Regions from separate parts of the Homo sapiens genome. Here region 2 is linked to region 1. A link is a loop called in an ENCODE intact Hi-C map of the cell type or tissue named here. Cell type or tissue: heart left ventricle. All regions are shown on one strand. Links, peaks and the distances in the headings refer to the core of each region. The heading gives the core; the rest is flanking DNA.

The links. Peaks named below come from ENCODE experiments on the same cell type or tissue, not always from the same donor. Only the 100,000 strongest peaks of a DNase experiment are listed, where the experiment ranks them.
Region 2: a loop joins it to region 1, with 4 times the contacts of the local background. A loop is called at or near these places in 81 of 110 quality-filtered maps.

The regions. Positions count from the first base shown.
Region 1 is chr1:35,206,004-35,208,921 of GRCh38, reverse strand. No RefSeq gene overlaps it. Among named protein-coding and RNA genes, the nearest start is that of SFPQ, 14 kb to the right of the region's middle. In heart left ventricle, for the core only: no CTCF peak of the experiment used is centred there; no DNase peak of the experiment used is centred there.
Region 2 is chr1:35,285,991-35,288,908 of GRCh38, reverse strand. All of the region lies in intron 1 of ZMYM4 (zinc finger MYM-type containing 4), which reads right to left. Among named protein-coding and RNA genes, the nearest start is that of ZMYM4, 19 kb to the right of the region's middle. In heart left ventricle, for the core only: no CTCF peak of the experiment used is centred there; no DNase peak of the experiment used is centred there; H3K27ac peaks cover 325 bases.

The DNA.
Region 1 (2,918 bases), core at 299-2,798:
CTTAATCCTCACAACCTTGATCCTGAATAGGGCAATGAAGGATGGCAAAAGGATTTATAGGCATGCCCCCTGTGTTAGTAAGGTGCTCATGGAGCCCAAGGTAGGTTATTCAATAATAATGAGAGCCTTGAAGAGTGGCAGTAAGCCTGGAGCTAAGTCCTCAGTCTGGGCCTGTCTGGGGGGAAGCAGGTGAGACGAGGCTCTTTTACTGTGTTTACTGCAGTGCCAGTGTCCAACCTGGCTTCCACCACAGTGTCTTATCCCCTTTGTGGTCTGAAGAATATTGAAAGCTAATCCTGCTTGCCCCAAACACTCCCCTGCAGTGCACAGAATGCCTGCCAAAAACCAACCAGACTAGGTGATTTTGCCTGCTTGGCCCTGACCTTCCAGATTGTTTCCTTGTCTTCTCAGGAAATATCACTCATGCCATGCTTCCATTGTGTTCTTCTCTGCTTAAGCAGGTGAGATTATATCTGTCTATCTATCTATCTATATAACATGTATTATTATATATTATATATTATACATATATACATATATATTATACATATACAATACATATATTTTTATATATAATATATGTATTTTTATGTTTTATATATATAGTCTCACCTGCTTAAGCAGAGAAGAACCCAACGGAAGCATGGCATGAGTGATATATATATGTATTGTGTATATATATATATATATATATATATATATATATATATTTTTTTTTTTTTTTTTTTTTTTTTTTTTGAGATGGAGTCTTGCTCTGTCACCCAGGCAGGAGTGCAGTGGCATGATCTCAGCTCATTGCAACCTCCACCTCCTGGGTTCAAGCGATTCTCCCACCTCAGCCTCCTGAGTAGCTGGGATTACAGGCACTCACCATCATGCCCGGCTAATTTGTGTATTTTTGTAGAGACGGGGTTTCACCGTGTTGGCCAGGATGGTCTTGAACTCCTGACATCAGGTGATCCACCTGCCTCAGGCTCCCAAAGTGCTGGGATTACAGGCGCCTGCCACCATGCCCAGCTAATTACAAGTTTATTTTATTTTATTTTATTTTATCTTATTTATTTATTTGGCACAGAGTCTCACTCTGTTGCCCAGGCTGGAGTGCAGTGGCATGATCTTGGCTCACTGCAACCTCTGCCTCCCGGGTTCAAGCAATTCTCCTGCCTCAGCCTTCCGAATAGCTGGGACTACAGGCGTGAGGCACCACACCCGGCCAAAAGTTTATTTTATTTTCTTATTTTATTTTATTTTCTTATTTTATTTTATTTACAGGCATGAGCCACCACACCCAACCAAAATAATTTATTTTAGATTAGCATATAGTTAAAGGCAACATTATACAGTTGTATTTATAAAGCTTTTTTCTTTTCTTTGCCAGACGTGGTGGTTCACGCCTGTTATCCTAGCACTTTGGGAGGCCGAGGTGGTCAGATTGCCCGAGCTCAGGAGCTCGAGACCAGCCTGGGCAACATGGTGAAACCCTGTATCTACTAAAATGCAAAAAAAAAAAAAAAAAAATTAGCCAAACGTGGTGGTGTGTGCCTGTAGTCCCAGCTACTCGGGAGGCTGAGGCAGGAGAATTGCTTGAACCCGGGAGGCAGAGGTTGCAGTGAGCTGAGATGGGGCCACTGCACTCCAGCTTGGCGACAGAGCGAGACTCCGCCTCAAAAAAACAAAAACAAAAACAAAAAAACTTCTTTTTTTATTAGTTTTTTTTTTTTTTGAGACGGAGTCTCGCTCTGTCGTCCAAGCTGGAGTGCAGTGGCATGATCTTGGCTCACTGCAAGCTCCGCCTCCCTGGTTCATGCCATTCTCCTGCTTCAGCCTCCCGAGTAGCTGGAACTACAGGTGCCCGCCACCACGCCTGGCTAATTTTTTGTGTGTTTTTAGTAGAGACGGGGTCTCACCGTGTTAGCCAGGATGGTCTCGATCTCCTGACCTCATGATCCGCCCACCTTGGCTTCCCAAAGTGCTGGTATTACAGGCGTGAGCCACGGCACCTGGCCTTTTTTTTTTTTTTGAACTAGAGTTTTGCTTTATCACCCAGGCTGGAGTGCAGTGGTGCCATCTCAGCTCACTGCAACTTCCGCCTCCCGGGATCAAGCAGTTCTTTTGCCTCAGCCTCCCAAGTCGCTGGGATTACAGGCATGCACCACCACGCCTGGCTAACTCTTGTATTTTTAGTAGAGACGGGGTTTCACCATGTTGGCCAGAATGGTCTTGAACTCCTGACCTCAGTTAATCTGCCCACCTCTGCCTTCCAAAGTGCTAGGATTACAGACGCAAGCCACTGTGCCTGGCCTGTATTTATAAATCTTTAATAACACTCATAAACTGTAATTTTTTACACTTGCCCATTTAATTAGTGATACATGTTTAATTTCAATAAATCATGTAACAAAAACATCTATATATATATTTGTGTGTATGTATATATATGTGTGTGTGTATGTGTGTGTGTGTGTGTGTGTGTATTTTGAGACAGGGTCTCACTGTGTTACCCAGGCTGGAGTGCAGTGGTGTGATCTTGGCTCACTGCAGCCTCAACCTCTTGGGGTCATGTTGATATGGACCAGAGGCAGGGAAATACTGGGTAGAAGAGGGTGGTTCCCCGCAAAAGCCCCACCCACAAGCCTGGGGCTGCAGCCCTAAATAAGAGCTTTACATCTCTCTTTTCCCACCCACACGTTGCTTTTTCCAAAACCACCCTGGCTTGCCATGCCCACCATCCTGTATGCATAAAAACCCCAAACTCCACTGGCAGAGGAGCAGAGTAGCATGGCAGAGAAGGAGAGAAGAGAAGAAGCGTCTGAATGTTGAAGAGACAGCTGGACTATCAGAAAGGAGGTCAGCTGGGGATGGCTGAAATCCAGGGGAAGATTATTTTCCCACTCCACACCCTTTCTAGCTCCCTGTCC
Region 2 (2,918 bases), core at 93-2,592, 80 kb before region 1:
AATCTGAGCAGGAAGGAGACTGAATCTCCTAAAGTGAACTGATATTCCCAATGTTAGTCAGCCAGGACACAAATTATAGGTCATGAAATAAGGTCTTTGGAAGAAAGGAAAAAAATAAGTTAATTCCCCCAGATTTCAACCTGCTTCTGAGTTTCAAAGAAAAGATGCCCTCTGCTCACCATGAGACAACTGAAAGCTCAGCAAGTAGATGCTGCCTATTTCTCCTAGATCAGCCACACATAATACATATATAAATACATACATATTTGTTCTGCAATTCCCTATTATACTAAGTTTTTAATAAAGTCTGTTTTGAAATAATCACAGCCTGGTCTCAGCTGTGCTGGGTGGAATTAGGCAAAGATTCTGTCACCACAGAGGGTGGGGTCACGAGCAGGGCCTCTACCAAAGCTAGCGTGATAGTAGCAAAGACATTCAGAAAGAAACTCTCCCACAAAGAAAAAGTAAATTTCTGATAGGAGTCAGAGCTGTAAGGCAAGCTGCCTTTCGCCACAGGAAAAAACTCTGACCAATAACCACCTTAGAGAACTGGAATAATAAGGGAGCCAACTTGTTACCTCAAAGATAAACATGTTTTCATTTTAGAAGAAAAATCTGTCTCCAATGTGTAAAAATGAATGGGGTAGAGGAAACAGTAAAGAAGGGAGTGCGAAAAGAAGAGTTGTAAAAGCAAGGAAAGTCAAAAGACAAAACATGCAAAATGAGTACCAGAACTAAGGTGGTGGCAGTAGAACATCAAAAATGTTTTTAAAATCATACCTGATGTAGTATTAACAAGACTTAGCAATTAAAACTAAACAGTAAGGGAAAGGGAAGAAACAAAAGATGACTCACAGATTTCTAACTTGGGTGACTAGAAGCCAGTAACTAATAGAGATAATATGTGAAGAATAACAGACTGGGGCTGCAGAGGGCTATGATCTTGCCACTGCATTCCATCCAGGGCAACATAGCAAGACTGTCTCTAAAATAAAAATAAAAATAGGCCGGGAGTGGGGGCTCACGTCTGTAATCCTAGCATTTTGGGAGGCCAAGGCTGGTAGACCGCGAGGTCAGGAGTTCGAGACCAGCCTGACCAACATGGTGAAACCCCATCTCTACTAAAAATACAAAAATTAGCCAGGCATGGTGGCGCATGCCTGTAATCCCAGCTACATGGGAGGCTAAGGCAGGAGAATCGCTTGAACCCGGGAGATGGAGGTTGCAGTGAGCCGAGATTGCGTCACTGCATTCCAGCCTGGGTGACAGAGCAAGACTCCGTCCCCCAAAAAATAAAATAAAATAAAAATAAAAATAAAATAAATAGGAAAAATAACAAGTTGAGAAGGGGAGGGCACTAGGTGTGTGAGCAAGTAATTGGCAGGGAAGAAGGAAGTAGGAGTTCAGTTGTAGACATAGTGAATTTGCAGTATTTGTATGACAGCAAAAACACAAGATTTTTAGTTTTAAAGACAAAAACAGAAGCGAAGAAGTAAAATGGAAATCACATAATGTACTTAATGGGTAGATCCTAAAACTACTACTATAAGCCAGTGGCTGATGCCTGTAATCCCAGCACTTTGGGAGGCCAAGGAAGGAGGATCACTTGAGGCCAGGAGTTCAAGGCCAGCCTGGGTAATATAGCAAGACCCCATCTCTTAAAAAATACTAAGTAAAAAAAAAAAAAAAATTAAGTAAAACCACTATTGTAGAAGAGATTGCTCAAGAAAATACAAGCTGAGGGAATAACACTTATTGAGCACGCAAAAAGAGCAATTCAAGAGGAGAACCATGAGAATGCCATCTCATAAAACAAGGAAAAAGTCGAGGAAGGAAGGGCAACAGAAATAAGAAAGGTCAAATAAAGATCTAAGAAAAGTCAAATAAAATAATCTCTGAAAAGCATCCATTAGATTTGGTGATTATTAGATCATTTCAGTGTTCCTAAAGAGAAGAATTTCAGTGCCAAAACAGAAAGATAAGCTAGGGCCAGGCAGGGTGGTTCACACCTATAATCTTTGGGAGGCAGAGGTGGAGGACTGCTTGAGCCCAGGAGTTCAAGACCAGCCTGGACAACATATGGAGACCCTGTCTCTACAAAAAAAAAAAAAAAAAAAAAAAAAAAAAAAAAAAAAATTATTTAAATAGCCAGGCACAAGGGTATTGTCTGTGGTCCTAGCTGCTCAGGTGGGTGAGGTGGGAGGATTGCTTGAGCCCAGGAGGTCAAGCCTTCAGTGAGCCGTGATCATGCCACTGCATTCCAACCTGGGCAACAGAGTACGATCCTGTCTCTTAAAAAAAAAAAAAAAAAAAATAGGCAGACAGAGGCAGGCAGGCTCAGGAGTGAATGGGAAATAAGCAACTTACACCATCTCATAAAGATTCTAACTTCAAAAAGCTTGTCTGAGTTCAGGCTGTGGTCTCCAGATAACATCTTCCACTGAAAGGTACTGAGGCGTCTTGCAAAACAAGTTAATTCCAGGTCTGAAGTAGCGTATGTATAGATGAGCCTGGTTCTATTTTTTTGGCGGACGGGGAGGAATCTTTCAAGGACTATTGGAGTTAAGTCAAAGGGATACAGGTGTTTCAGTATTTTTTTTTTCTTCTTGACTCTAATGTAAATGAAATTGTTTTCTTAAAATTTCCTTTTGGGATTGTTCTAGTGTACATAAATACAACTGATTTTTGTGTGTTGATGCCATATCCTGCAACTTTGCTGAATTTCTTACTAACTTGCACAGTTTTGTTTTTGGCATAACTTTAAGGGTATTCTACGTATAAGATCATGTCACCTTTAAATAGAGATAGTTTTACTTCTTCCTGTCCAATTTGAATGCTTTTTATTTCCTTTTTCTTGCTTAACTTCTGGCTAGAACTTCTAATACTACACTGAATAGACATGGTGAAAGAAGGCATCC